Linked DNA regions of Homo sapiens: region 2 is linked to region 1. The links are chromatin loops, found by intact Hi-C in ENCODE. Cell type or tissue: MCF 10A. All regions are shown on one strand. Each heading gives the region's core, and the rest is flanking DNA. Links, peaks and the distances in the headings are about the cores only.

What was found. A loop is a pair of places that touch in the nucleus more often than their neighbours do. Peaks named below come from ENCODE experiments on the same cell type or tissue, not always from the same donor. Only the 100,000 strongest peaks of a DNase experiment are listed, where the experiment ranks them.
Region 2: a loop joins it to region 1, with 8 times the contacts of the local background. A loop is called at or near these places in 1 of 110 quality-filtered maps.

The regions. Positions count from the first base shown.
Region 1 is chr4:53,699,120-53,713,104 of GRCh38, reverse strand. All of the region lies in intron 1 of LOC100506444 (a long non-coding RNA gene), which reads right to left. Among named protein-coding and RNA genes, the nearest start is that of LNX1-AS2, 110 kb to the right of the region's middle. RefSeq lists enhancers at 7,631-7,710, 10,435-10,554. In MCF 10A, for the core only: no CTCF peak of the experiment used is centred there; DNase peaks (open chromatin) are centred at 9,974 and 10,284.
Region 2 is chr4:53,306,250-53,324,030 of GRCh38, reverse strand. It overlaps SCFD2 (sec1 family domain containing 2), which reads left to right. Exons shown (of 9, transcript NM_152540.4): 3 at 10,268-10,395. Among named protein-coding and RNA genes, the nearest start is that of SCFD2, 51 kb to the left of the region's middle. In MCF 10A, for the core only: no CTCF peak of the experiment used is centred there; no DNase peak of the experiment used is centred there.

The DNA.
Region 1 (13,985 bases), core at 9,181-11,680:
TTTCTAAAGACTCTTTGAGGAGTGACAAAACATCCAAGCAGAGATTCATTAAAAGCTGTTGATTTTTATGTTTCTCCCAGATGAAATGACATAAATTACAGCTAAGATGCACAGTTCAGTCTTTAATCTCGACCAACCACTTCTTTTAATGCCTACCCTGAAATTTCAAGAAGCCACATGGTCAAGGAGAAATCAGCTTCACTTCTCCTGATTTTCATCCTCCCAATCCCTCGAGGCCATTATCTCCACAAATTCGACGTGATTAGAAGTGGAATGCATGGATTGTGAAGAAGCAAAACAGAGCATCTGAGTAATTCTTCCTTAAAACACTGGACCCTGGATGCATTTTGGATGCAGGTGCAGAGGAAATGGTCTTTAAATGATGACAAATTTTTAGGCACATGGTTAAAATGAAGCCAACCAACCTCAAATGCTCAGATTTTCATCCCACTGTGATTTTGAACTTGAGTTAAAGGGAGGCCTGTTCATCAGCCTGGCTCTCACCGTCTTTCCTGCTGTTTCTGGCAGCAGTAGCCTTTGTCTCAGGCTGAGCCCGGCTTTTCTGTGACCTTCACTATCACAGAAGTAAGCACAGTGCTTACTCAGTGCCGGAGTCAGACGAAAGCACACCTGAAACCCCACTCTGCTGAATTCAAGGTGTGAGGCAAATTACTTAACCTCTCTAAGCCTGTGTTTCCTCACTTGTTAAATGGGAATGTGAGTACCAACCTCTTATGGATCCTATGAGGATTCAGTAAAATTTCCATGTAAAATTTTCTTAAATTTGATTTAACAACAACTTTTTATAGGCTTCTCTTAAATGCTATAGAAACAAAAAATATTTATAGCTGAAAAAAAAAACAAAGCACTTGGCAGAGTGTTTGGCATGTAGTAAGTCCCAGTAAACATTAGCTATTGTTTTTACAAATTTCTCTCAGATCTTTGGAGGCACATTCCGGCAAGAGGTTGCACAGTCTTTATTTTAGTGTCCAGAAGACACACATGATTCAGAGAGGTTGGGAGGGAGTGAAAATGTGAGCTCTCTCTAGTGGGTGCTTTCTGGTACGAGCACTCTATCTGAAGGGAAAACCTTTCCAAAGGCTTAGAAATTGAAATGTTTTTGTGCTTAGCTCAGATCACCTCCTCTTGGGGGCAGAAAAGATGAGAAGGCCCAAATGAAGAGTCCAAACAATGGAAGGTGCAGTGGCAAGAGGCAACAACGACAAAGGCCAACACTGCTCAGGAGAGCAGGGGTCCAGAGGGTAGGAGCGGGAAGTGGGGATCCACGCCACAGGGGGATGGCAGAGCAGAGACAGCCATGGCCACAGCTAGCCACACAGCTGCTGGGAGCCAGTTAGGACCAGCAGGCTTTCTCTCAGGCAGCACATCCCTCACCAGGACCCATGAATTAATGAGTGGAGCACAGGCTGGATTTCAGTTCAGCTCCTCAAATGGGTCCTTGAGCAGGACTCAGACTTCACAGCCTTCAGCAGTGACCCTGGGCTGGGGGTGGGTGTCTGAATTTGGATATAACCCAAGAGTCCAGAACCAAGAAGTTGAGAGCAAGGAAGCTGATATCTGTGGAGGGCAGGAGAGGAATGAGGGAGGATCTTAGCAAAATGTTTCTCTATATTTTGCCACATCTGTGAACCACTATAATGGGTTAGCTTCTTCAGAAATGGAAGCTGAAATGAAGGTTGGGATATAGGATGTTCATTAGGGACTAGCACTGCAGAGGAAACAGGAAGGAAGTAGGATTGAGCAGAAGGAGAAATCAAACTGCTGTGCAGGCCTGACAAAGCCTCAGCCAATATAATGAGATGGAATGGGGGTCTGGAGCAAGAGGAAGGATTGGGACCCCATTAGAGGTTCCACCATCAGAGAAGGACATGGCCTCGGGCAGGGTGGCTCTCTGCAGTTGAGGTGGACCCTGAAGGAGCTTCCAGCCGGAGGCAGTCTGCTGACCACATTCCCCATGGCTTCAGCAAGGCCCTCCTTGAAAGGAGATCCGGGTGGCACATCTCCATGTGCCACCAAAAGCACCTCGACATCTATTCATGGTCAGTTCTCATTATTCACACTAGTTATATTCTATAACATCTCTGCAAATACTGAATTAGCAAATACTGAACCATTGCTCCCAGGTGAAATACAGGGTTAGATACCTGTGAGCCTCTGGTCATAACATTTTCATCAGTCAGTCAATACATGACCTTCTTTATATGTGTTTCCATTTAAAGACACCTTATTTAATACATATTGTTGACTCAGTGGCATTGAACTCATGACCAATATCACACTGTAACTATGCCTGAAGGAAGAGTGTCTAATACATGTAGGTTCTCCCTAAGGCACATCACAGCTTTCCTGCACTTAGGAAAGCTAGAGAGTACTGTGGCTCTACATGTGGGGGTCATTTTAACAGTGAAATTACCCAAAAAAAGGCAGAAATGCAAAAAACATGGCACTAAATCAATCACTTGATTATAGACACTTGTTTACAGTATGAGAGCTGAACAAAATAGAGCATTACCTTGCTGGGCCTCAGCTGAAAACTTGTATAGATGGCAACTCAAATGTTTTGCTGCTCCACACATGTCTGCAAACAATAGCAAAACCACTGCACATACTGACTTTGGAGTTACAGATACATTTTAGCAAGTTGGCAAATTCACAAATACTGAATCTATGAATAGTGAAGATCAACTGTACCTAACTTTTTTTTTTTTTTTTTTTTGAGACAGAATCTTACTCGGACATCCAGACTGGAGTGTAGTGGTGCGATCTTGGCTCACTGCAACCTCTATCTCCTGGGGTCAAGTGATTCTCAAGCCTCAGCCTCCCGAGTAGCTGCGATTACATGCATCACCAGGCTCGGCTAAGTTTTTGTATTTTTAGTAGAAACGGGGTTTCACTATGTTGGCCAGGCTGGTCTCGAACTCCTGGCCTCAAGTGATCCACCCACCTCGGCATCCCAAAGTGCTGGGATTACAGATGTGAGCCACCTCACCCATCCCAATCATATTTAATATTTTTATTTACCTCCTTTTTTGTAACATATATATTTATTCTCATTTTAGATACTATTATTGATGAAATCATGGTTTCACTGTGTTGGGTATATTTTTATTAACATACATTAATTTAAGAACATTCCTGTTAATAATAAGCTGTTCTTCTTTATGCCATTTAAAATTGTCTCATGCACCCCTAGTGGTACATAGATTTAAGGAGCTAGTGAACCTGGTAGGCTGGATTTTGTGGGTGACAAGGGATTCGATACATGAATGGTTTGTTTCCACCCAATCTCAGGAAAATCTTCTCTCCTTAGGTTTCTGTCAGAATCATTCATTTGTTCAAGGATCACTGGGCTAGAGGAAACCAATTTCTCTTCCATATCCACTCAGTGTAAGCTATGTTTATCTTTCACTTGCTAATAAAACAATAGCTTGTGTTTAATGTGGATTGATTCAAATAAGAGAATTCAGCAACTTTCCAAGTCCACCAACTTCTTCCTGTGTGGTTAAGCATTCCCACAGTTGATGAAAATGGAGAAAGGAAATTACAAAGGATTTGAATATTATCCTGAAAGTTATTTGTTTGCTTTTAAAATCTTAATAAAAGATTTCTCCAATTTATTTTTCATAACTTCATGGAAAGCAAGAATAATTTCTGTGAAAGAGGTGATTAGCAAGGCAAAAACACCATTTTATCTCAAAATACACTGCTAATCAATTTTAAGTGTTATCTCCATTTGTAATTTAGGATGTCCAGGGTTAATAACATTGCAAAGATTCTCTGATGGTGCAATAATCACGGGATGTAAATTGATTTCTTTCGGTGGGGTGTTTGTTAAAAGCATATGAGCTTTCTAATTGGCCTTCAGCCACTCTGCCACATTGTGATCTAACTATATTGCCCTATAATTTGTAAGCACTCACTGAGTTATTTATAGATAACATGAAATATTTGTTAGTTCACAGTGGATATGATTTAAACCAAACCAAAGACAGTATATAAATGTTAAAATCTTGAACCTATGTTAAAATGTTCAAGAGCCTATGTTCTATTTTCTTTCCTCTGTTGTGTCCTCTGATGAATATTACTACCCATGTCTGGGTTTCCTTTGTAATTCTCTTCCAATTAATTACTCCAGAGAGAGAAGAAAGAGTTGCTACAAATATAACATAATTAAAACTCACTAGTTTTAAGAGCGCGGACTGCAGATGAAGGGAAAATCTGTGGTCCCTATGCTTTATTATCTTGCAGAATCCTTCAGGACAATTCTGCTGTCCTTGGCTTTTAGAGCACCTGGTTTCCCTTTTTGTTTTATCCCATGATGGTGGCAGTAGGTTTGGTCTTCACAGAATGCACATCTAATCCACATGTTACTTGCTTTGTTCTCTAGACCTCAACATTCCCACCTGTAAGCTGCAGCACACCAGTATGTTGCAAACAGGTTACCAGCCATTAACCCTGGACATCTTAAATGGCAAATGCCATAAGATCCTCAGCCTTCACAGTGGCCAGGTGGCCACCTGGAGTGCATGGGGCCTCCTAATTCATGTATCACCTCTGGCCTTGAATAACTTCATCCAGAGAGTCTAATATACAGCACAAGAATGATCCTTTCCTATGTGTGCCATGACATGAAAGAGGTTGGGGAACACCACCCAAGACCAAGGTCCGTCATGACTTTGGGAACCTCGAAGGGTTCTTTAATGAATGTTTACTTGACTTTCTAGTACCTGCTGACTAGTTCCCCAGAACACCCGGCCCATCTTTAGAACTCAGCTGGCCAAGCTTACTTCATCCCTGCAAAGATTGACTAGATGTTTACCTAACCCACTTTCCCTTCCTGGGCTTAGATGCAAATTACATTGCCCAGACCCCTTTCCTCTAGATGCATGCATAAGACCAGCTCCTGCTGATGCAGTGTAAGTGGAAGTAATGTGTCACTTCTGGGTGAAGGCCATTGAGAGTCTTTTGCCTTGTCCATACTTTCCTTCTGACTTCTCCTTTCAAAATATCCATGGACACAACATGTGTTGAAGATGGCAGGTAGGTCTGGGAATGACTGCATTTTCTACAGCCATAGACTGGCCGATTGAAATGGACTTTCATGGGAGTGAAAAATAGATTTTGTTTGTATTATGCTCTAAGACTTCAGAATTTATCAGTTATAACAACTAACATAATTTACCTTAATCAGTACAATTCTTTGTCCCCATAGACATACACAGTGTTATGGGCTGAATCTGTTTCCCCCAAAATTCATGTGTTGAAGTTCCAACCCACCCCACCCCTCCCCAGCCGGCATATTCCAGAATGTAACCATACTTGGAGAAAAGGTCTAAGGAAGTGATTACGCTGAGGTCATTAGGGTGGGGCATTAATCCAATATGACTGTGTCCTTATAAGAAGAGAAAGATGCCAGGGCTGGTGTGCACAGAGGGATGACCTCAAAGAGGCAGCAAGAGGTCAGCCATCTACAAGCCAACTGAGAGGCCTCAGAAGAAACCAACAGGCACTTTGGTCTTGGACTTCCAGCCTTCAGAACTGTGAGAAAGTAAATATCTGTTGTTTCAGCCTCCCAATCTGTGGTATTTTGTGACGACAGGCCCCAGCAAACAAATGCACATAGTAAAGTCACCTCACGTACCATCTCATTTCTCTCTTATTTCCCAACAGGTCTGCATGAATTTTTAACCTGTAGGCATCTGCTGAGTCCTTAAGGATGCTAGTTTGCTAGCTCTCTTATCTCTGCCATAGATATCTTTCATGATCCAAGATTAATTGTGGAAACTCCTGTTCTCAGGCAAACTCAAACACACACCAAAGCATGCACACACACACACACACGCACACAGTACATGTTGCTTTCCTTGATATTTTCCACATTTCATAATTCTCTTGATCACAGAGGTTTATTCAATGAAATTGTACCAAGGGCTGCCCTAGATTTGAACTTAGCCCAGTCTGAGACCCCACGGGCAGCTAGATGAGTTAGGTGAACAGAAGCTCCAAATATTTGTGAAAGATTCTCCTTTCACTGCATCTCCTTCCTAGCCAGAGCCCTCAAAGCTTGTCACTAATAACTCCCCTAAGTTATAGGTTTCTGTGACACAGAATCTATCTCCTGAGACCGTGAGCATGAGCGCTGCCTGGTATGTGCAAGGTCAGAGGACCCTGCCCACTTCCCTCCCGCTCCCAGAGCCAAGGCTACCTGTGGAAGCTACAAACCTGTCTAACCATGGAATTGCCATGTGGAGCCAAGATCATGCTCTGCTGATGGAAGCAAGATGCATGATCCTGAGCAACCCACAAAACGCAAGGCACCACCTTGCAAAAGCTGTGTTCTGGCTCAGAGCTTTCGAATAGGCAACCATCCATTAACATACAAGTTTCCGAATTATACACAGGGCTACCTGCTTGGCTGATTGTATTTTACCCTTTAGCTTGGAAATCTTGTTTAACACAGCTCCCTCTACTGGGCTATTGCTTACTCTGAAGCTTTTGGTGTCCAATTTGGGAGAAAAGAACCAGCCCAGTTAGCTGTTGAGGAACCAGCTGATAGAATGAAGGCGAAAATGGCATTGTCTGATGCGAGAATACTAAGGGATGTATACATGGGGCCCTCTGGGTTTTTGCCAATCCTGTTTGGGTGTTTCCCTACCTTAGGTCCCTTTTGGCATCTTAGTAATCTGTCTTCTGAGAAAAAAGGGGCAGTAATCCTGACCTGCCTTCTAAGGGTTACAGGATAATACGGTTACAGCATATTCTTCTAGGGAAAAATACGATCCCAAGTTCAGTCCACGGGAAGTCAAGCATCAGAAACAACAGGGCAAAGGTGTTCCTGAAAGCCAAGCCAGAACACATTGACAGAAGGGCCCCTTCCAAAATAAAGACAGCCCTAGAGGACAGCAGGCAGCCAGGCAGAGTCTTATCTGGGACATCAGTGGGCATTCCAGGCTCAGACCAAAGACTATTCATGGACCTTTGTAGAACTGCCACAGACTCTGAAAAAGGGACGATCCAGATTTTCTGTTTTCATCCTGGAAGTTCTTTTTCCTTTCTTGCTGCAGAGTGGGGTCAGAAGGAAGCTTTCAAGCAAGGAATGAGGCAGGGAAGTCCCTGAAAATGTGCCTCCTCTCTCTGCAGAGCTTAGCACAAGGGATGTAGATGACTCCCAGTCAGGCAGAGAGCTGAGTCCATCCCTGTCACACACATAAGTGTCATGTATGACGGAGTTTGAGGGAGTCCAATAAACAGTACATTTTGTCTCTGTTACAGGAATCAGGCAAATGAAGATCCAAATCGACAATATTGATAAAAGTCAGGCTGGAGAATGTGGCTTTCAATATCTTAGCTAGGTGGACGTTTCAATATCTTCTCTTGAACTAAACTCATTCACTGGGCTACAAGCAGCACCTTCCTGGCCACAGCCAACCTCTGTAAAGTTTATGACACAGAGCAGTAGAAGGAAATGATCTCCACCAGGGAAAAACCAGAGCCACTCTGTCCTAGCTCCCTCTCTGGAACTAACTCTCCAATCAGATAAGCCATTCCTCATCTCCTGGGGAGATGAGTAAAAGAGGTAAACAGTGGCCAGTTTCCTCTAGTGGAGATCTTTTCACAGAGAAGGAAGCTCAAGAGAAGGAAGTAAGCATCCACCAGCAATCTCTTCTGGAGGTCTCTGTGGACATTCACCCTCCTTCCCTCTGCACAGGAACAGGTGGGCACTCACACTTCCTCAGCACCTGGCAGGCCAACCAGCTCAGGGGCTTTCCAAGCCTGCAGTTACATTCATAGCTGGCCTTATCATCCTGCAGCATAACTACTTCTCTCTCTCCTATGTTACAGTACGAACTCCTGGAAGGCCGGGACCATATTCCATTACATTTAAAATTCATTTCTGTAACCCTGGTACCTAGTATTAGCACATAGTGGATGCTCACGAAATGTTTCTAGAATGAATGGACACGGGTGGATGAATAAAACAAGTGAATAGACAATAAAACCAGGGGAACCCCACAGGAGTAAGACTTTTTTCTAAAGATAAAGGAAGGCTTTGACTTGGTCCAAAGGGAAAGCCGACTCAGCCCCGGGGGCTTCATTTGAGAGCCAGTCTCACAGGAGCCCCCAGAGTGAAGAGAATGTGGATCTGAACTAAACTCCTCAGCATGCCAGGGTTTCCCAGGCTCCATTAGCCCCTTGCTGGGTCACCACAGCCTGGCTCCAGCCCCTTGCCTGAGTGTGGGTCTTTCTGAAGTATCCTCTTGTTCCACGGATCCTCAAAGCTCTCCATATTGCTTCCGTTCCTTCCCATCTTCCCTCCTGTAAGTTGGTAGGACTTCTAGTTCCATTCAACCCTGCAATCCCATTACTGGGCTTGCTCAAAGGAAAATATGCCCAAAGAAAACAAAATTATTCTTCCAAAAAGACACATGCACTTGTATGTTCACCGCTGTGCTATTCACAATAACAAAGACTTGGAACCAACCCACGTGCCCAACAGTGGTAAGACTGCATAAAGAAAATGTGGTATATACACACATTTGGAATACTATGCAGCCATAAAAAAGAATGAAATCATGTCCTTTGCAGCAACATGTATGCAGCTGGATGCCATAATCTTAAGCAAATTAATGTAGAAACAGAAAACCAAATTTATAAGTGGGAGCTAAACACTGAGCACACATGGACATAAATATGGGAACAATGGATACTGTGGACTACTAGACAGTGGGGGATGGGGGGCAGCAATTAACTATTTATCGGGTACTATGCTCACTACATAAGTGACAGGATCCATACTCCAAACCTCAGCCTCATGCAATATTCCCACATAACGAACCTGCACATATACCTCTGGTATCTCAAATAAAAGTTGAAATTAAAAAAAAATTAAATTAAAGAAGAACTTCTAGTTCCAGGATGGCCATCTGGTTTGAGGATCTTCAGCCCAGAGAAACACAAAGCCCTCTCACAACCGAAGTACAACTGTTGATACAGTAGGAGCTAGATATTCACATAGTATACATCATACGTTTTTGTTTTTTTGGTCTGGTATAGACTCAAATAGCAACTTGCCCAGAAAACATAGTCCTTAAATACTGATTGGATAATTAATTGATCAGTGATATGTTTAATGACATTGACCATGGATACAATAGCATGGCCTTTGAATAGAAGAAAGACCATGGAAAGGAGGAGTTGTGAGTCCTGCCCTCTTTTTCCCCGGACATGCAATGCAGTGGTTGAGACACTGAATACAAGTCTGACTGTTCCACCTCTGTCACATCTTGTACAAGTTCTATAATTTTTCCAAACTGCAGTTTGTCCTTCTGTCAGCTGGAGATAATTATTGTACCAATCTCATAAGACTGTTCAATATGAAATAAAATAAAACACATAAAATGCTTAGCCTTGTATCAGGCACATAGTAAGTATTTGACATAAATATGTTTTTATTGCTGGTGTTGTTTTTGGTTTTATTTTATGAGTTAAGATCCTGGAGAAGTGCAGGAGGTCAAAGGGAAAAGATGATAATAGCTTCCAGGGACCCATGTTGAGTGGCAAGGCCCAGAGTGACCCCGTGCTGTGGCACGGATCTGTGATTCTCCAGATGTTCACGAAGGAATGGTTTTCTGCAGAATGAAGGAGCTGAAGTGCAAATGGGGTCAGGGAATTTTATAGGAGCTTGGAGGAAGAGTCAAGAGTAGAGTGTTCAGTCGTTACATCAAGTGAAAATAGAGACGCTGACGAAGAACTCGTGCCCTTACCTGGAGAGCTTGCCCTTAGGAAAGAGAGAGAAAGAGACAGAGAGAGAGAGAGACGCAGACACACACAGAAAGAGACACAGACACAGAGAGAAAGCACAGTCCCTCTTGTGCTGGCTGCTGACCAAACCCCACTGTGCCTCAGCCCAGCTTCCTGCCTCCCTGGGGAGGGGAAACGTGTCCCTTGGCCAGTAGCCATCAAAGGTCTTACAGGGATGCTTTGTGTCTGACCTGCCAGGGAAGGCAAACGAGCCCCACTTTTTGTTCCCCAGGGAACTGGCCTCTTAGGGACACTGGCGAGAGTTGTCTGCACATGTGGTCAATGGAGGGAAGCAGCTAGCACACAAGGGGACCAAAAGGGATGGCGGCGAAACTGCACAGTGGTAGGGGGAAGCCCGCGGGCTATTTTAGGCCAGGCTCAGAACTGGAGTCAATGGAGGTTTTGTTTATGTAACATCTGCAGAGGGCCCTTCAAAGCAAATAACCCTGGGTCTCCAGGCCAGGGCTGCAGCGAGCAGGGGTGGGGCCGCGAGCTTCCTGTTGTTCTTGGCACGGCTGCCCAGCTGTCTGCGTGGCTCCTCTCAGAGCCATTTGCCGCCTCACTGCTTGCTCCCTACGATCATCTTCACAGCTCTTTTCCTAGGGGCGGGTAAACAAAGTACAAGAAGCAGTGCAGGCAGAGCCGTTCCTCGGAGAGGTGACTCGAGCACTGTGCCCCAGAAAGTTGCCCTCCTGACCCCAGGGCTCCCCGGCCGCCCTGCAGCCTCAGGAGACCCCAGGGCGTCCTTTCTGCACATCCCCTTAGCTGAGCGGCTTTGCTGTCAGTTTCAGTATGGTAGGGAAAGGGGCCTGGCTCTCAGGTCTGCCCCATACAGGTCTGAACCCAGAGCTGCATTTGGCAGTTGCTTACTCTTGTGCTAAGTGCTCAATCCCCATTATTTATTACAGGCAGAAACATACATATATACGAGATAAATAATGTATGTTAATTTCCTTTCTACCAGGCCTGTTTGAAGGCATGAACACTATATTGTTATCTTTTTGAAACACAGATTCCATTGGGAAAGATGGGGATAAGACGGCCTTTTTCAAGTTTAGGAAAATTTATATGCACAAGAATGTAGAAATCTGAAACTGACAGTTTGATAAACTTGTTCACCTATGTATCCACCCACGTAACTACTACCCTGATCAAGATACAGAATATATCCATCGCCCTTATGTGAAAAGCTCCTTTGTGTCTCTTTCTGGTTAATAACCTGCTTACCCCTACTTATATTAGTCTGCCAGGGTGCCAGAACAAAATACCAAAGGCTAAGCGATTTCAATAACAAAAATCGGTTTCTCACAGTTTTGGAAGCTGGATGTCCAAGATCAGGGGACTAGAATGGCTGGTAAGGGCCCTCTTCCTGGCTTGCAGATGGCTGCTTTCTCAGTGTATGCTCACATGGCCACTACTTTGTGCACCTGGAGCAAGCGCTCTGGTGTCTATTCTTAAAAGGACATAAATTCTATCAGATCAGGGCCCTAACCTTATGACCTCATTTAACCTTAATTACTTCCAGAAAGGACTCATCTCCAAATATATTCACATTGGGGCTCAAGGCCTCAGCATACGAATATGGAGGGGACATGATTCGGTCCATAGCACTACCACGGTGCCTTCCTCCCCCAGTGATATGGTTTGGCTGTGTCCCCATCCAAATCTCAACTTGAATTGTATCTCCCAGAATTCCCATGTGTCACGGGAGGGACCCAGGGGGAGGTAATTGAATCATGGGGGCTGGTCTTTCCCATGCTAGTCTCGTAATAGTGAGTAAGTCACATGAGATCTGATGGGTTTTTCAGGGGTTTCCGCCTTTGCTTCTTCCTCATTTTTCTCTTGCCACTGCCATGTGAGAAGTGCCTTTTGCCTCCCGCCATGTTTCTGAGGCCTCCCCAGCCATGTGGAACTGTAAGTCCAATTAAACCTCTTTTCCTTCCCAGTGTCAGGTATGTCTTTATCAGCAGCGTGAAAACAGACTAATACAGTCAGTTGGTATCAGTACAGTGGGGCGTTGCTGAAAAGATAGCTGAAAATGTGGAAGCGACTTTGGAACTGGGTAACAGGCAGAGTTTGGAACAGTTTGGAGGCCTCAGAAGAAGACAGGAAAACGTGGGAAAGTTTGGAACTTCCTAGAGACCTGTTGAATGGCTTTGACAAAAATGCTAATAGTGATATGAACAATAAGGTCCAGGCTGAGGTGGTCTCAGATGGAGATGGGGAACTTGTTGGGAACTGGAGCAAAGGCGACTTTTGCTATGTTTTAGCAAAAAGACTGGCGGCATTTTGCCCCTGCCCTAGAGATGTGTGGAACTTTGAGCTTGGGAGAGATGATTTAGGGTGTCTGGTAGAAGAAACTTCTAAGCAGCAAAGCATTCAAGAGGTGACTTGGGTGCTGTTAAAAGCATTCCATTTTAAAAGGAAAACAGAGCGTAAAAGTTCAGAACGTTTGCAGCCTGATGATGCAGTAGAATAGAAAAACCCATTTTTTGAGGAGAAATTCAAGCCAGCTGCAGAAATTTGCATAAGTAGCAAGGAGTCTAATATTAATCCCCAAGACTGTGGGGAAAATGTCTCCAGGCCAAGTCAGAGACCTTCACAGCAGCCCCTCTCATCGCAGGCCTGGAGTCCCAGGAGGAAAAAGTGGTCTCATGGGCCAGTCCCAGGGTCCCTGTGCTGTGTGCAGCCTAGAAACTTGGTGCCCTGTGTCCCAGCTGCTCCAGATGTGGCTGAAAGGGGCCAACATAGAGCTTGGGCTGTGGCTTCAGAGTGTGCAAACCCCAAGCCTTGGCAGCTTCCACATGGTGTTGAGCCTGCAGTCCACAGAAGTCAAGAATTGAGGTTCGGGAATCTCCACTTAGATTTCAGAAGATGTATAGAAATGCCTGGATGCCCAGACAAAAGTTTGCTGCAGGAGCAGGGCCTCATGAAGAACCTCTCCTAGGGAAGTGCAGAAGGGAAATGTGGGGTCGGAGCCCCCACACAGAGTCCCTACTGGGGCACCGCCTAGTGGAGCTGTGAGAAGACGGCCACCGTCATCCAGACCCCAGAATGGTAGATCCACAGGCAGCTTGCACTGTGCACCTGGAAAAGCCACGGACACACAATGCCTGCCCGTGAAAGCAGTGGGAGAGAGGCTGTATCCTGCAAAGCCACAGGGGTGGAGCTGCCCAAGACCATGGGAACCCACCTTTTGAATTAGCATGACCTGGATGTGAGACCTGGAGTCAAAGGAGATCATTTTGGAGCTTTAAAATTTGACGACCTCACTGGATTTCGGACTTGCATGGGCCCTGTAACCCCTTTGTTTTGGCCAATTTCTCCCATTTGGAATGAATGTATTTACCCAATACCTGTTTTTCCATTGTATCTAGGAAGTAACTAGCTTGCTTTTGATTTTGCCAGCTCATATGTGGAGGAACTTCCCTTGTCTCAGAGGAGACTTTGGACTATGGACTTTTGGGTTAAAGCTGAAATGAGTTAAGACTTTGGGGGACTGTTGGGAAGGCATAATTGGTTTTGAAATGTGAGAACATGAGATTTGGAGGGGCCAGGGGTGGAATGATATAGTCTGGCTGTGTCCCCATCCAAATCCCAACTTGAATTCTATCTCCCAGAATTCCCATGTGTTGTGGGAGGGACCCAGGGGGAAGAAATTGAATCATGGGAGCCAGTCTTTCCCGTGCTATTCTCATGATAGTGAATAAGTCTCACAAGATCTGACAGGTTTATCAGGGGTTTCTGCTTTTGCTTCTTCCTCATTTTTCTCCTACTGACACCATGTAAGAAGTGCCTTTTGCCTCCCATCATGATTCTGAGGCCTCCTCAGCCATGTGGAACTGTAAGTCCAATTAAACCTCTTTTTCTTCCCTGTCTTGGGTATGTCTTTACCAGCAGCGTGAAAACAGACTCATGAAAACAGACTAATAGGCCCAGCCCCTAGCTGGTAACTACTGCTTCACTTAATGTCTCAAAACTAGAAGAAACCCAAATGTCCACCAACAGAGAAATGTACAAGTAAACTTTGATCTACTCATACAATGGAACATTTTGCCTCAATGAGAAATAATGAAGCCAGGTGCGGTGGCTCACATCTGTAATCCTAGCACTTTGGGAGGCCAAGACGAGCAGATCACCTGAGGTCAGGAGTTCAAGACCAG
Region 2 (17,781 bases), core at 9,490-11,989, 390 kb after region 1:
TTTGCTATTCCTTGTGGGAAATATTCAAGACCTGTGTGCTTGTTATCCCTTTATTTGGGGTTTTTAATAGGAATTCCTGTCTCCTTTATTAATAGGGTAATTGTGGCTGCAAAAATTTAGAAGGAAGCCTGAAGATTCCTCTTTACTCTGTTCCTTAGGCCTGGAGCCTTTCAAAGTGGTTTCCCAGGTTTTTGGATATCATGGAACACAGAAATTAAGCAACACCATAGAGCTCTCTACTTTTGTCACACAATACACACACATACACACACACAGAATTATTTATCTTACTATATTGAAAATGCTTTAAATAGAATATTTTTTACAGGTTGACTATAATGAAAAAGGAAAGGCTAGGCACATTGGCTTATGCCTGTTATCCCAGTATTTCGGGAGGCTGAGGTAGGAGGATGGCTTGAGCCTAGTTAGAGACCAGCCTGGGCAACATAGTGAAAATTCATCTCCGCAAAAAGTAAAAAAAAAAAAAAAAAAAAAAAAAATTAGCTGGGCATGGTGGCATGCACCTGTAGTCCTGGCTACTCAGGTGGGAGGGTCACTTGGTCCAGGAAGTCTAGGTTGTAGTGAGCTGTGATTATGCTACTATACTCCAACCTGGGCTACACAGGGAGACCCTGTCCCAAAAAAACAACAACAAAAAAGAACTACTGTATATTCTTCTCTCCTCAGAGTTGTAACACTTCAACACTGTTCTGTAGTTCTAGAGTATCAAAGGAGATAGTACAAAACATCTTAACAAAATCTGTGGGAGTTAAGATAGTTAATAATAGGGGCAATGCAAATTCCTATTTCAGCTGAACCAAAACTCAAGCTGGTTTTTAATCAATTGGTTTTTACCAATGAAGAGAAAATAAGCTATAATAATTTTCAACACATCAAGTTTTTCCAAGGCTTTGAAGCTTCATACAAATGTGCATATAGACACAATGGTGTCACCTACCAAAGTGATAGATACTGGAGTCACTGTATAATCATTGCATATAAGATTATGCTGATTGAAATGAACCTTCTTCATGGAGGTGAGTGACAGAAGGGTGAAGCAGGCAGATACATTTGCTTCTAAGAGCTTCTATAAAACTGTCACTAACTCTTTGTCCTAGAGTTCCTTGACACATGAATTAATCCTTAACTTTCCATGGCTTGAATTTGAGCCAAAACACACAGATGTAATCAATCCAGCCTAGAGTTCCCCAGTGGAGCAAGTGCTGATCTGTGTACTGGATCATGTACTAATGTATAGGAACTCAAAGTATATCCTTTAGAGTCAGAAAAATGTGGCAGAGAAGGGATATGTGTTTGGTTTTTAAGTAATCTAATTGTGTTATTGATTTAAAATCCTCATACTGAGTTAATCCATTTATGCATTAGAAATCTATATGAAAAACAGTCTTTCTTATGCTTTACTGTTTTCTAAGAGGAAATTATTAATACGTTTGTGTTGATTATAGTGTTAATCATTAATGGGCTGATAGAGAGTAGGAATAAAAAATGTTTATACTGAGATGAAACTCAAATACTCTCTATTTTATGTGATGGTTAAACAGTTAATACGTTGTTATCTAGTCCGTTTTTTAAGGGTGGATTATTTGTGCCTCTCCTTTGTAGACCATATAGGGTAACTTTCTGATGTTGCCATGCCATTTGTAAACTGTCATGGTGCTGGTGGGAGTGTCTTTTAGCATGCTAATGCATTATAATTCGTGTATAATGAGCAGTGAGGACAACCAGAGGTCACTTTCATTGCCATCTTGGTTTTGGTGGGTTTTGGTCGGCTTCTTTACTGCAAGCTAAAACAGCTTGCAGTAAGGTCTTCATGATCTGTACCTTGTGCTAACCTCCTATCTCATCCTGTGACTTAGAATCCCAAGCCATTTGGGAATGCAGTCCAGCAGGTCTTAGCCTTATTTTACCCAGTCCTTATTCAAGATGGAGTTGCTCTGGTTCAAACGCCTCTGACAAGCCCAGGTTAGGTGTTGCACTTTCCCAAAGTTCTCAATCTCTGTTTTTATCACCCTGCTGGAGTGTGCTCAGTTTCACCTTCCCTGCTAGATGGCTAGCTCCATGCAGGCAGGGTGTGGGAGGATGCTCACAGCCATGTTTCCAGCATCCATGCCCAGCTCACAGAAAGTGCTTATATTTTGAAAGAAAGAATGAACAAAGGGCTGCTTTCCAGTACCAAGGGACTCTGTCACATATCTTGCACTTAGCTGCTTTTGCTTCTATTGAGATGAAGATTAATTGGTACATTTGTTAAAGATGTAATTGTTTTAAAAGGTAGTCAAGAGGAAAGATGACTATTGAAGCCTCTGTGAATAATTTAATTAGAAAACCTACCTTCAGAGCTCATTAAGCTCACCCCTCATGGAAGCCATTATTCCCTGCTGTGAAAAACTATGACTCAGCTTGCCTTCTGTTTAAAATTAGTTGAAATTGTTTGGGTTTTTTGTTGTCATTGGATTTCTGTTGGAATACTGTGACTATTATTGCATATCCTGTGATTAAGCTTAACTTCCTGTGCATGCCACGAAGAAACTAAGTTTAGTCACAAGATAATGGTACGCGTTCACATTTCACCCTCATCTCTTAATTGCATGCCTTCTACTTGATTGAAGTATCACCATGATTCAACATTCAGCCACCTTTTAAAAATTTTGCTGTCTTCTTTCTATTTTATTTGGTGATGAATATTTCCTGTTAGTTTCTAGCAGACTGCATTTGACATTTCATACATGCCAACCCAAGGCAGCTTCTAAGATTTCATTCAGAGTTGAGTAATTCTGGTGAATAAAGAGCCAGGAATGAACTGAAATGACCATATTTTCATGTACAGAAGTTTCTTGAAAGACCTTAAAGAGCTATTTGTAGCAGGTTATTATTATGTGTATGTCATTGGTCTTCTTCAAACATGACAATTTGTAAAAACAGTTTGATTTTTAAGAATTCAGAATAATTTATCAAAAAATGACAATTAGTATGTATTGGCATTTTAAATAGTTACTGACAATATAGAAACTACTTATATTTCATAGAATAAATATTCTACTTTCATGTTGTATATTTCAAGGAATCTATTTTAACAAATTAAATTGTATTCTGGTAGCTACAATGAATTCAGTTTATGTCTTTTGAAACCATGATATTAAAAACAGAAAAAAGGGAAGAAATTGTTTAATTTATATTCCACAAGCTGTTGGTAATTTTTTTGTTGTTGTTAATTCTTTTTATTGCTGTCACTGGACTTGTGAAAAAGAAAAAGAGGTTTAATAAAAGAAATAGCAGCATGGGATATTCACTTATCTTTTGCTGACCTTTGGAAAGTTAATCAAATTTGTGCATGTGAAGTTTGAGGACCATGGCATAATGGAAACCTTATTTTTATTTTTTATTGATTTTTTGAGACAGGGTTTTACTCTTCTCTCCCAGGCTGGAGTGCAGTGGTGCAATCTCAACTCACTGCAACTTCCACCTCCCAGGTTTAAGTGATTTTCCTACCTCAGCCTCCTGAGTAGCTGGGATTGCCGGCGTGCACCACCATGCCCAGCTAATTTTTGTATTTTTAGTAGAGATGGGGTTTCACCATATTGACCAGGCTGGTCTCCAACTCCTGACTTCAGGTGATCCGCCTGCCTTGGCCTCCCAAAGTGCTGGGATTACAGGCGTGAGCCACCACACCCTGCCTGGAAACCTTATAAATATAGCTTGTTGGGGACCCAAGGAATCTCAGAAATTGGCATTTTAGTTCAAGCCTTTTATTTTACAGAACAGTGTAGAATTATGGTAAACAGATGGATTTTGGAGTTCACAGCAACCTGAGTTCAAACCCTAATTTACTGGGCATGTAATTTGGGTAAACTGTTTTATCTCATTTAGAATCAGTTTTTTCACTTATGAAATGGGGTCCAATGATACTTATCCTGAAAGGTTGTTGTTATTAAATGAGATAATATAGTCATGCTGCCTATGACATAGTTTTCAATAAGTGAAAATTATAACATTAGTAATAACTGTAAGGGGATATAAAGCACCAAAAAGACTAACCAAGTTACAGAAGCAGCCCATTGGCACTTCCAGTGGTGGACCTGAGCTGTAATCCTCCTTTTTAATTTTTGTAATATAATGAGATGTTAGGCAACTCGTTTCATTTTGTCTCAATTTTATCAGTGTTAAAAATAAGTAGAGACGGGTGGGCCTAGTGGCTCATGCCTGTAATCCCAGCACTTTGGGAGGCCAAGTTGGGTGGATCACCTGAGGTCAGGAGTTTGAGACCAGCCTGGCCAACATGGTGAAACCCCGTCTCTACTAAAAATACAAAAATTAACCAGACGAGATGGCGCATGCCTGTAATCCCAGCTATCCAGGAGGCTGAGGCAGGAGAATCACTGGAACCCGAAGGTGGAGGCTGCAGTGAGCTGAGATCATGCCACTGCACTTGAGCCTGGGTGACAGAGCGAGACTCCTTCTAAAAAAAAAAAAGAAAAAAAGTAGAGGCTATTTCCCCTTCTTTCTTTCCCAAGGACATGTTGTACATAGAGTTAGAGCTAGATTGGAAATAATACCTGTAAGGCAATTTAGACTAGGTTTTTGCTTTTTCAGTTATATGAATGATATATATGTAGAATGATTAAAAATTCATCAAAGTCTTCTTGGAGGGAAACATTTAAGGAAAAAGGCTGAATAAAAGTGGAAAATTAGCATTGTGTAGCCAAGTGACTGTCAATGGCTAATTTTGACCCACAAGGGGAATAGTATGATATTGCTTAAAACAAAAGTGTGCAGAGTTCTTAGAGCTTTACCTGCTTCCGGAATTAATGTGGATCTACTTTACTCTTCACTCCATTCCATCCTGTCCTTTGTGGGACCCATGTGTGAACTTAAAGGATATTATGGATTTGAAAAGAAAACCAACATGAAAAGTGAAAAACAATTGACGTTCTGCATAATTGATTCTCTTTGATGATTTGCATAATATAAGCATGGCATGGTATAGTATTAAGATTACTGGGTTTAGAAGCCATTTGCCTCAGTTGTGATTTTGCCTTTTAAAGATTGAGGTTACTTAAATCAGTCAGTTGCCTCTCTGAGGCTCTTTAAATTGGATTTAAGGAGCTTCAGATAATAGTTTAGCTCAGGAGATGAGGATCAAATGAGATATAAGAAGTTTTGTAAATTCTGAAATGCTTTTGAAATAGAATGGAGTGATGGTATTTGAAACTATATTTAACATTGTATTTTATTCACCTTTCAAAAATTTTCCTTAATTTGGCCATCAGGGGAAAAAAAAAAACAACTCTTTTAGGGTGGGCCTGATTATCAAAAAGATGTTGACCAGCTGTTCCTGAACTTAAGATAAAAGATTAAGCTAGATGAATGAGATTTATAGTAGAGCACAAAGGGTTTAGGTTTAAATAGAGTCCAATCAGAGTTTTGATTTGTTTGAAGCTGTAGTGTTTTTCTCAGGAATATTATAAATTTTTCTTTAGGTGCTTTTAAAAACTAAAAATAGATTTTTCATCTGTCTGTATTGGGTTAGGTAGAGTCCTGCTGAAGATATAAAGATGATTAATATCTTTATATTAGCAAACCTCTAATGTTTGCTTCTGACCCAAGAGTTGTACAACCATTTAATAAGTCAGTCTGGAAATAGAATATAGAATCTGAACTCCTTGTAAAAGTAATAACTGTAGTTTTAAAAGGTCCTGCAGAATTTTACAATAATTAAATTGAAGAGATAAGCTGAAACAAAAGTCATTGCTTAAAAGTCTTTGTAAGAAAAACACTAACTTTCTATAGCTGTCTGTTTTGAAGTAAGCTATAGTAAAGTTCTCAATTTTATTCCTGAAAAATAAAAATTATTTACATCAACTTGTCATATATAAGGAGATTGCTTGCATTGGAGTTTTCAGTGTGTATGAATTCTACATTATCTATTGTTGACCTTTTCATATTAGAAAATGAAGTCGCTGACAGTGATTGTACATATATGTACACAAGTAGTGGGGGAAGACCACTGCAGTTCTACAAAAGGCTTCCTTCTATATCTTACAAGAAAATTCTGCCCTTTGATTTTTCTTTTATTACTACTGCTGCTGCTACTACTACTGCTGTAGCACTTGTGTGTCAGGATTTGTTCTAGGTGCTTTAGATGTATTAGCCCATTTGATTCTTATAACAGCTTACTGAATATGTACTATTACCATCCCCATTTAGGAGAGGAGAAAACATGTACAGAGAGAAGAAGCCCTCCTAGGGACATAGAGCTAGTAGGTGGCAAAATGGCACCTTGTGTTGTTTGGTCCAGAACCTATGCCCCTGCCACTCTGCAGTCTTGCCTAGTAATAATCTACCACACTGGCCGTTGCATATAGTCCTCTCTGTATTGCTTATTTCCCCAGTAGGAAAACAGAAAGTTTTGCACAGTTGGAGATGATAAAGATTTACGTATAATCCGCTATTGCAATTATAGTATGGATTTCAATTAACTTTTCTTGACATAAAGTTTAATATCAGGAGTTGATTTCATGTGAAAATTCAATTGTATGAAATACTGCCTATTGGATCAACTTTTATGAGCATATTAGAGAAAGGCAGTGACTTAACTACCATGCTCAACTCAGATGCTGATATAGGTGTATGTGTGTGAATTACCACATTGCAGTAATAGAGTGACTTGGTGAAGAAGTGGGTGCAGGAGACAAAAAAAATACCAGTAAGTATGACTTTGACCTTCTTCAGTGCCAATTATTCAGAGAACCTTAATTAACTTGTAAATGTTCCCTTGATAAACTTAAAATGACCATGTGTAATGTGAAGTTAGTATGACGTGTTTAGAAAACTGTTTAGGACAGGAAGCAGGCATTAGGAACTCTCACACATATCTAGACATTCAGAATTTTTTTTTTTTTTTTTGACATGGAGTCTCGTTCTGTTGCCTAGGCTGGAGTGCAGTGGTATGATCTTGGCTCACTGCAACCTCTACCTCCCGGGTTCAAACGATTCTCCTGCCTCAACCTCCTGAGTAGCTGGGATTATAGGCGCACACCACCACTCCCGGTTAATTTCTGAATTTTATTAGGGGCGGGGTTTCTCCATGTTGGTCAGGCTGGTTTCAAACTCCTGACCTTGTGATCTGCCTGCCTTGGCCTCCCAAAATGCTGGAATTACAGGTGTGAGCCACTGCGCCCGGCCCAGAATTGTTTATATCAGCAAAACAATTTTTAAGAAAACATGACCTGAGTATGTATCACTGTTAGAGATCATGGAAACTTTGTATTTCTTCTAAAATATTTTAATAGACAAGAGCCAGATAGTACAAGCTTCAAGTGACTTTAGTACATCTGCACTAATCAAGATTGTATGAATAAGCATACTCAGTGTAATTAAGTAAGTGAATTCATCCAATATATCACAAACTCCTGAACATAGTGAATTAAAGACCATGAATATAAGACAATACCACTTATAACAACAGTAATACTAGTAACAACTACAACCACCACCACACAACTTACATTTATTGTGAATCAGGAAAGTGCTTTAAATGAATTATATTATTTAATCCTACAACAATCCTGTGAATTCACTATTATAACTTCCAACTCCACAGATACCAAAAAGAGAGCATTAATTATGTGCACAGTTACACAATTAACAAGTATCATTTATTCAGTATTTACTGAGTGTACCCACCAGAGATCTGCACTGTTCTAGGTAGTGAAGAATTAGCAATGAGTAAAACAAAGTCCCTGCCTTCATAGAAGGACCCCACCTTTTATGAGAGAGACAGACAACAAATAAACATGGAAACATAATAAGTCAGCTGGTAATTAGAATTATGTAGAACAGTAAAGCCCAGTAAGTAGACAACAGAGTGCTAGCATAAGATGCTGTGATAGGCAATGTCACTTTTTTAAGCAGGGCAGTAAGGGGAGACCTCTCTGATAAGGTGATGTTTTAGCAGATACCTGGAGGGAGAGAGAGATTTGTAGAAAGAGTGTTCCTCTGCTTGGAATACGGGAGAAGAATGGTCTAGGAGGCCATGTATTTGGAGTGGGTGAGGAGGAGCATGGTTGGAGTTCGAACCCAGATTTATCTGACTGCGGAGTCCATAAACCACTACACCAATCTGATGGGGCAACCACAACGTTACCTAACTTACTGTGATTTTAGAGATGAATTAGCCAGATACATATTCTCATGGAAAAGAGGAGGGTAGTGACATTCTACTCTGAAAGTTCTGGGTTGCGTTGAGACTTATGTGAGAAATCCCTGTGTTTTGTGGAGAGATATTGTTGAGACTAGAGAACAATTATGAAGCATAAGTTTGGGAAACTGGGATTGTAACTCCCATGCTCAGAATTCTTCCATGGTTCTTCAATTGCCTGCAGAGCTTTAGAGAAATTAAGTAACTTTCTGAAAGCCTCATAGCAAACAGACCTCCTTTTGAATTATGATAAAGACTGTATTCATAACTGCTGAGCTATGCTGTTCTTCTCAAAGTGTGAAATCAATCACATGCTCCTTGGCTTCCTGTCACCTACATATCAAAGTTGACATGACTTGGCAAGGAATGCAGAACCCCCAGAGTGTGGCTGCACCTTCTTTTATGCTCTCCTTCCACTGCCCCTCCCCGTGCACCTTGGCATGCAACAGAACAGTGCTCCTCAGGGTCATGTTCCTAGGATTTTTTGCATTCTGAAATGTCCTTCTTTCTCTTGTTTTGTAACCAAGATTTTATATCTTTCTTGAAGGCTTTTTTTTTTTTTTTTTGCCATTTTCCTTCCCAGATTGAGTTTTAACTTCTTCCCAGGCTGCTTTTAGAGCTTATGTATCTTTGTACTTGCTCATCATTTCCAGTAGAAATCATTCCTTCAGTCCCTATCCTCCCAGCTAGGATTATGCTTGCATAAACACCTATGCAAGCATTGACCATGGCTTTTATTACCACACTTTTTTAGTAATTTATTTGCTTTTGTATCTGCCTTGTCTTCTAAACTATGCCATTCAAAGCTTTTTAAAAATCTGTATCCCAACCAAATACAGGGCTTGGCATGTAGTTTACCTGCTTACTTAAATTAAACTTAAGAATATTAGATGCAGAGTTATAATGATGACAGATTTGATCAGATTAAAACAAGTGGAGTATGTTGAGCAGTAATATTAGTTCATTATGGAAAGATACATGATAATAAAAACTATTCAATGAAAGATTATAATGTGTCAGGCATTAAACTCAGTGTAAAAATACATCATTCTATTATTCAATATCCAATTCAAATTTGGAAGATATGTCTTATTAGGTATAACTTTAAAACTAAATTAAAATCTTAATAGATGTAACTTTAAAACTAAATTAAAAATGTATTTATTTTTGAACTATTACTAAGTGGATAGTAGGAGAGTGAGTAGGGCTTTAATTGGAGGAAAAAGTCTTTAGAAAGGGACAGAAGTCATCCTTGTTTCTTTGTATTCAGTTTTTAAAACGTTACTACAAATGTGTATACTTGGCTACATGGCAGAGATCTTCCGGAAAGAACACTGCCCTCATTTATAATTTGGACATAGCATGTTGGGTGAGACAGAGGGCTATTGGAGAAGTGAGCCCAGATGAGACCTTGCATATAATGCAGTGCTTCGTGCTGTTATCAACGGTTAATTGTAAAGGTTTTAGTAAGTACCATCCTTCCAACCTAAGGCCCAAAGTGGGATACTTCAGGCCATGGCTACTTAGCATAATTCCTGATTTTCATTTAGTAGGAAGCCTACTAATTAGGAAGTCTGTTGAGTAATTTTTGAATGAAATGCTCATTGCTGATTGCTTTGTTTCTTGGACAAGTATTTAATCTCGAATTGATATAGTGCTTATAATCACTGATAAATCATTTTGAGACTTGCATTTAATTTTGGCTTATATAACATTTATATTACTCTAGTGATGTTGAGTTGAATTCTGAAAGATTTAAGTGCAAAATCTTTGAAAAAATTTATCACATAGTTTTCCCACACTTCTCATCACACAGTACAGCTTTTCTTCCCTTTTTTTCACTTGATTTTATTGTTTCCTTAATTTCTCAATATTTTCTGCCAATTATGTGAATTAGACATTCTTTATTTAATCCTAATACTTAGAGTCTATCAGTAGGAAAGACTACATTAATGCTCAAAAATATATTTTAAAAAGTATTTTGCTTTCAACCCTTTCCAGTATCCAGTAGAAATTTATTCTAAAGCTCTTTTTGTGATTTTCCTGCAGTGACACCACAGCCAAAGCCCTATGGGAAGCTTTACTGAACACTAAGCACAAAGAGGCAGTGATGGAAGTTCGGAGACATCTAGTGGAAGCGGCAAGCAGAGAAAACCTGCCAATCAAGATGAGTATGGGTAAGCCTAAACCTAGGACACAGGCAGCCTCTGAGGAAGCTTATTTAAACCTGTTCTGAATTGTGGGCCAAGCTAGCCAACATGGAATCTAGGCCAAAGTAGTAACGACTTTTGTATACTGTTGAAAGAATAGGGAAGGAATATGTGCACGCTGCCCTTGGGCTCAGCAATGACCACTTTTCTTAGACTCAGCTTTGGGAACTCTCTAGGAGAGTTTTTGCTTACAAAGAATAATTATTTTAGTTTCTTATTGATCTATTTTAGAACTGTCAAAATTGGTCTGGACTACCTCTCCTTAATTCTATTCCAACCCTACTCCCTTTTTTCCCCCATTCTTCCCCTATTACCCCACTTATGGTGGGTAAAAGTTCTCTTATTACTTTCGAATTAGTGACTGAAATGGTACTGAGAAAAGAATTGAGCAGTCAGACATGGTCTGGCCTAGTCCCTCACCCTTAGAGTCCTAATTGTCAAGTCACATCAGCGTTATTTCTTCTTCACCAGGAATTACATACCTAATTTTTCTATTTCTTGTTTTTTTTCACATCCATCTTTGTCTTTGGTATTAGATGAATATGATTGCAATGGAATTTAAGTTTTAAATGGCTTTTTTTCTTTTGATCAAAAAGTCAGAGAACCACAGAAGTAATGCGTTGATTTTAGAAAAAAAATTTGGCTTTTAATTTTTTTGTTTTAAAAAATATTAAATAATTTTATTGATACAGAAATATTTAAATATGGATATTGAATCTGGTTAATAGGTAGAATTTGTTTCTGGAAGTTTGCAAAATTTTATTTTTCTCTTTTAAAAATAAGGTTTCTCTCTTATAATCTGTTCTTAGGTATTCAGTAAATATTAGTACATTTTATTGGATGGGAAAATTTTTCTTTGCTGAGATTCATAGGCCAAGTTCTTGATTACACATGGGGGCAAAAATCAAACTAAGTTGAAATAGAACAAAATTTGAAAGTAGCAGAATATGGATGAATCTAGGAAGAAAAATGTTACAGGGTTATAACATGAAAAGAATATGACTTTTAGTGTATTAGGTAACTATATTTGAGGGCTGCAAGGAACATAATGATGATAAGAAAAGTGAAATAACTAACCATTATTGAGAACTTACAGTATGCTAGGTCTTTGGACTGTTTATATGTGTTATCTTATTTCATTCTTAGAGTAATTCTATGAAACAGGTACTATTAGTATCCCATTTTGCAGGTAGGGAAACTGAAACAGAAAAATAAGTTGCCCAAGGCCATATATCTGATAAGTGGTAGGACTGGAATTCAAATCCAAGAATTTTGATGCCACGTAATATGCACTTTATTTATAAAATCATCCTAATTTGTACAGCCAATGCCGGAAGTGGTTTTGAAGGGTGAGAGCTCTTTTACTAGTTTTGAATTAATAAATGAACTGTCATACTAAAAACAATTTAGCAGACAGACATGCCCTAGCCTGGTCCCTCACCCTTAGAGTGGGTCTCAAATTTGCTGCACTGAGATATCCTGGCACTTGACTATTAATTGTCTTTCCTTTCTTCCTCCTTTCTTCCTTCCTTCTGTCCCTCCATCTCCCATCCCCTTCTCTCCTTTCCTTTCCATAGCCCTAGGTACACATTAGTAACAAGTGTATTTACCTCATTGAGTGTCTTATTCTTAAGTATGTTGAAACAAGAACTAATTAATATTGTGAATCGGCCGGACGCAGTGGCTCTCGACTATAATCCTAGCACTTTGGGAGGCCGAGGCAGGCGGATCACGAGATCAAGAGACTGAGACCCTCCTGGCCAATATGGTGAAACCCTGTCTCTACTAAAAATACAAAAATTAGCTGGGTGTGGTGGCGCGCACCTGTAGTCCCACCTACTCAGGAGGCTGAGGCAGGAGAATAGCTTGAACCCAGAAGGCAGAGGTTCCAGTGAGCTGAGATTGCGCCACTGCACTCCAGCCTGGCAACAGAGTGAGACACCGTTTAAAAAAAAAAAATTGTGAATCAAGGAAAGTAGGAATGCACAAAGGGTCTTCATGCTAAGGTTAATTTATATTGTGTTTCAGTGATACAACATTATGATACTATCACAGAGCATAAATCAGTTTCTATTGCTCGATTCAGGACTCTTAAAAGAGCAACAAACTACTTTTCTAAAGGGCCGTATCTTTGAAAAATAAGCAGAGCCACAAATTTTTAAAAAGGACAGGTAATCCCATAAGCAATTCACATTTAAATGTTTGAGTTTTCTGTCAATCAAAAAAAAAAATTTTTTTTAAGATAGAATTGTTTGCTTTATTCCACAACTCTAGATAGGGGCTGGGGTGAGAGTGGGAGGAAGAAAGAAGGAAAAAAACAGAGGATTGTTAGCAAACTTCTGTTGTAAGAAGGACCAAAAAGATTGATTCAAAGCATACTCCAACCATGTGCCCACTACTCTTTAGTAACAGATAACACAGTATGGCTGCCCATTTTTGCTTCATATCACTAGCCGGAATTTCTTGGGTCTCATTTTCATATATAAACAGATTCATAACTATGAACAGTAAGGAAGAGAACTGGAACTTGTAAACATAATAAAACATTGATTTTTGAAAACTGTCTATCATATAGCTTATCATATAGCATTTAAAACTATAACATATATTTTAAACTATGCACAATTCTCCCATCCTTGCTATAGTTTCTACTGAAGTATAAATTTTTCTGACTGTGATAAAGGCTTCTAGTATTTTTGAGATGTTAAACAGATTTTAATTATAGACTCACGATTCCCTTGTATTTAAATTTATGGGGAGGGATCCCATGATTGAAACCTCATATCTTAAATATAAAATTTCTCAGTACAAGGTAAATTCATGTTAAAACGTTATGAGCACCAAGAGAAATAAACATCATCTACTTAAAGGAAAAATGTTTAATTGCTAAAAGACAGAGAAAAATTCATTTTATTATTGCACATATAAACATGTCATCCTTCTGAGAGCTTGTTATTAAATTGTCAGTTAACTAAATAGATATGTTCCAGAAAAGTGACTTTGAAAACACTGAAATGCAGTTGTATTTTTCCCACTGGCTTTCATAATGAAAAATGTATTCTGAAAGTAACAAAACAAATAGACCATTAGAAATCCATTTGTTTAAGTCTAAAATGGCCACTCACAGAAGAAATGAGTAGATGATGCCCATCTCAAACGCTGATACATTTTACAGAGAATCTTTCACTGGAATATGATTGTGGTTGAGGAACTTCACATATCTGTCCTATAGTTCTCTACAAAGTGGACATATTCCCCAGTGTTTAATGGGTGACAGAACTATTCTATTATATTAGAGCCAAAGTAAAACAGATATCTTTATGATACTGTCTTTTCTTTGTAGCCAGAGTTCTTGAAAGAGTGTTCTATGCTTGATGCCTCTGTTTCTTTATTATTTTCTTACTAATGTAGTGCAGTCTGGCTCATGACACTTTTTTACTGGAAAGCCTCCCAGACCACTAAATATAAGGACATTTTTGCCAGTCACCATCCTTCTCGACCTCTTTGCAGCATTCACTACTAGACTTTGCCACTTTCTTATATGTCTCTCTGTGTTTTCTGTGACTTTAGCCTCTTCTGATTGTGATGGAGTATAAAGTCAATTATATCTGAGGGTGAATCACAGTTCTGCCACTTATTAGCCAAACTTCAATTTCTTTGTCCATAAAATAGGGGAAATAGCTATTTTCTGGACTTTTGAAGGAGAATAAAAGCTCTGAGCAGAGGGAAGTTATGACTATCAAGCAAACTGGAATGAGTAAGCTATAGTTACAGTCTCTGCCTATGGGAACATCTGCACGGGAAACTAAATTATAAGGTTATTTGATGAGAGTGAATGCAAAGCAAACAGATCAAGTTAGATTATTTCTCCTTTCTTTCTCGGAAATGTACTAATTCATTCTTTCCACTTCACTCATCTTTTTCTAGGCTTTATGCTAAATATCTCCCTTCTGATAACCCTGTCTTTTTTTAAGCAGAATTCTAAATAGTTTTTCCATGTTCAGCCTGGTTATAATTCCATTGCATTGCCTCTTTCCTGACTCTGTTCATTCCTCCTGACTCCTCCTCCCTGCACCGCCAACATCCCCTTGACTGTATTTGGGATTCCTAATCCTCTGTGGTCACACTTTTATGGAAAAAATCTCTGGAGTTACATTTCTAGATGATAATCTGATCCACTACAAGGTGATACTTCTTAATTTGCTCTCCTAGTTCTGGGACATCTTAGTGTCAGCCCTATAAACTCACCACCATTCTCTCTTTTCCTAATTAAATACGATGAGTTCTTTCAACCATTTGGGAAAAGACAAGCCTTTCCTACTTTTTACTTCTAGTTTTAAGTCACTGGCAGAGCTCTAGTTTGTTAACATTCCTCCTAAAATGTGAATTCCAGAACTGAACAAAGATGTTGTCTTGTTTTTCCCCTATTTTGAACACTGTACTGTACTGTGCTTCTCTTTTTTTTTTTTTGAGACGAAGTCTTGCTCTGTCGCCCAGGCTGGAGTGCAGTGGCGTGATCTCGGCTCACTGCAACCTCCGCCGCCTGGGTTCAAGCGATTCTCCTGCCTCAGCCTTCCGAGTAGCTGGGATTACAGGCCCATGCCACCATGCCCGGCTAATTTTTTTATTTTTATCTAGTAGAGACAGGGTTTCACCATGTTGGCCAGGCTGGTCTCAAACTCATGACCTTGTGATCCGCCCGCCTCGGCCTTCCAAAGTGTTGGGATTACAGGCGTGAGCCATCGTTCCCGGCTTGTGCTTCTCTTAATAAAGCCCCAGATAAGATTTGTGATTTTTGTTTTCCACCAATGCCACACTTACTTTCATTTCTGAATTTCAACATTTAGCAGTATTGGCTTTGAAAAACAGCAATACATCAAAATACTTTAAAATTTTGTTTGATACGTGTTTTTTAAAAACAGCATTGAGAGTGTTCTACTTCCTGTTTTTGATATGTGAATTCATCCAGTTCTGGCTGAGTAATAGCTGTGTTTTTGATCACATTTATATTTTTGCCTTCACGGGAAAAATTTTCTCTGAGATTAAGAGGAGCATGTGTGCATGCAAATCTCTTTGTTATGTGTGTATAAGAGAGAGAGAAAGAGAGAGAGAGAGGGATGGGAGGAGAAAGAGTGAGAAATGGATGGGGAGATGGGGAGACTGCCCAACTTTGCAAAAAGGAAAAGTTAAAACCTAGTAAGACTAACATACCATGTGATATATGGTCATTTATAAAGGATGAGAACATCTGGCTGCCTCATAAGAGACATATACTGATTATTGACTCACACACATCTTTGTTTTTATATATTAGTTGATACCACAATTTGGGGAATGGGGAAGGGAATTAACTTTTATTGAATAGCTACTTTGTTTCAGGTACTATAAAAGAAGTTTTGCATAGTTTGTTTCATTTAATGCTCCCAATAGTATAAATTTGGTAATTTTTTAAAAGTCCCATTTCACAGGCAAGGAAAACTGAGACCACAAAGCTGAGGTTTCTTTTCCAGGATTACTGTGCCAATTGTTAAGTTCTTGTCTCTCAGATCTAAACTCCCACTTCGTGATGCTGGGGCTGGGACTTTCAGACCACACTTCAGCTTGCCCAGCTGGATCCCTGTCAGGCTATGCTAATAAGGGGAACTAGAGGGAAACCTCAAGGCTAGAGGGTAAGAAGCAGCCTTCTCCTTCGTTTCTGCTTTCTGTGGACTTTCCTTCTGCTTGTGAGTATCTTGCCAACAGTATACTCCTTCACCACAGCAGTGGCAAGTTTTTCCTGTGGTAGCAGCTGAATCCAGTGTGCAGTTCTTCTAACACCTGGAAAACTAGCTTCAGGGCACCCTCTCCTCAGAGGTACCACCCCAGCCAAGTAGTGCTCCATTGTCAGAGGTTTGCATTTAAGTCCCTACATTTGTAAGTTTTAATAATTTCAATCTCTTGCTTCTGTTTCCTCCACACTGGTGGTGGGAGCTACCTCCCTGGTACCTTGGAGTTCTCTTTTTATCCTTTCAATTACCCACTTAACAATTCTGTATGTTAAGTTTTCTCTGTTCATGTCACTGGTGTGTTTAATGTCTTCTGACTGGGTCCTCACTGATGGGTTACATAGCAAGTAAGCAAGGATACAAAGCTGGATCTGTCTGACTTCTATTATCAGGCCTCTTTAGAGAGAGGAGTCAAACAACTAGGGATTGGGGGAGGTAGTGTCTACAGAGCTACAAGCTCAGATATGATTATGCCATGCCCCCGCTTAAAACCCTTTGGTGGGTCCCTCAGGATAGTATCCAAATGTCTAAGCATGCTATTTATAAAGATGGTTCTGCCTTCTAGCCTTATGCTTCACCTACCTATTCTCATTGCTTTCCCTCTCTATTACCTATTTCCCTACATGAACTTTTGCAGATCCAGGACTTTGTTGTCTGTCTGAAATACTTTCATTTGGTTGTTCCTCCAGATCACTCTCCGCCCCTCTATATCTGTGCCTCTGGAGACTGACCTTCGTGGACTGCCTTTTCCAGGCTTTGCTTCTCATTTGAGTTTGGCCTATGAGAGGCATAGGCAGGAGATTTAGAGGGTGAGAGGAAAGTATAGTTAGGATATTGTTTGCCTGGCTTCTTCCTGCCAGGATGCAGTTGGCGTGCCATCTTTTTCCTGCCAAGACCTTGACTAATATAACCACTCATCTTCCAATACACTCATTTGCACACAAAAATGCACATCTTTCCTGTCAAAACCCATCTGATTCTTCATGATTAAATACAGATGTCACTTTCTCTGTGGAACCACATCTGATTCCCTGCTTTTCACTCCCTCAACAGGCTGAATAAATTGCTCTGGCTTCTAAGGACACACAGCTCTTTTTATGGATGCCTTTTTAGCACTTACAATGATGTGATATAGTTAAGTGTGTGTGGATCAAAAACCTTGCTAGATAGTGTACATGTCATGTCCTTCATTGGCCATTGGCTTGGTACACAGTGGGTGGCTTAGTGCTTGTAGTTTGAATGAATGGATTGCCTGATGAGTATGGGTGAGTAACAGAGAGACAATGAGTATTTCTATTTTCAATAGAAAGAGGCAGAAATAGTTTTCATTGAATTAATAATTAATAATTATTATTTCTATTTACAAATTTCCTTTCTGATACGTATTATTCCTTTTGATGTCTCTCTAGCATCTGATCACGTCTTCTTTGTTGGGTTCTTTTCCCTTTGTCTTCATGTCACTCTGCTCTTCTGATCTCTCCCTCTTTCTGATAATTGTTTTATGCCTTCTGTTACTTCTAGTTTCCTAGAAGGTTGTAGATATCTTTGTATCTCCTGTTGTGCCTTGCACATAGATGCTACTTAATGA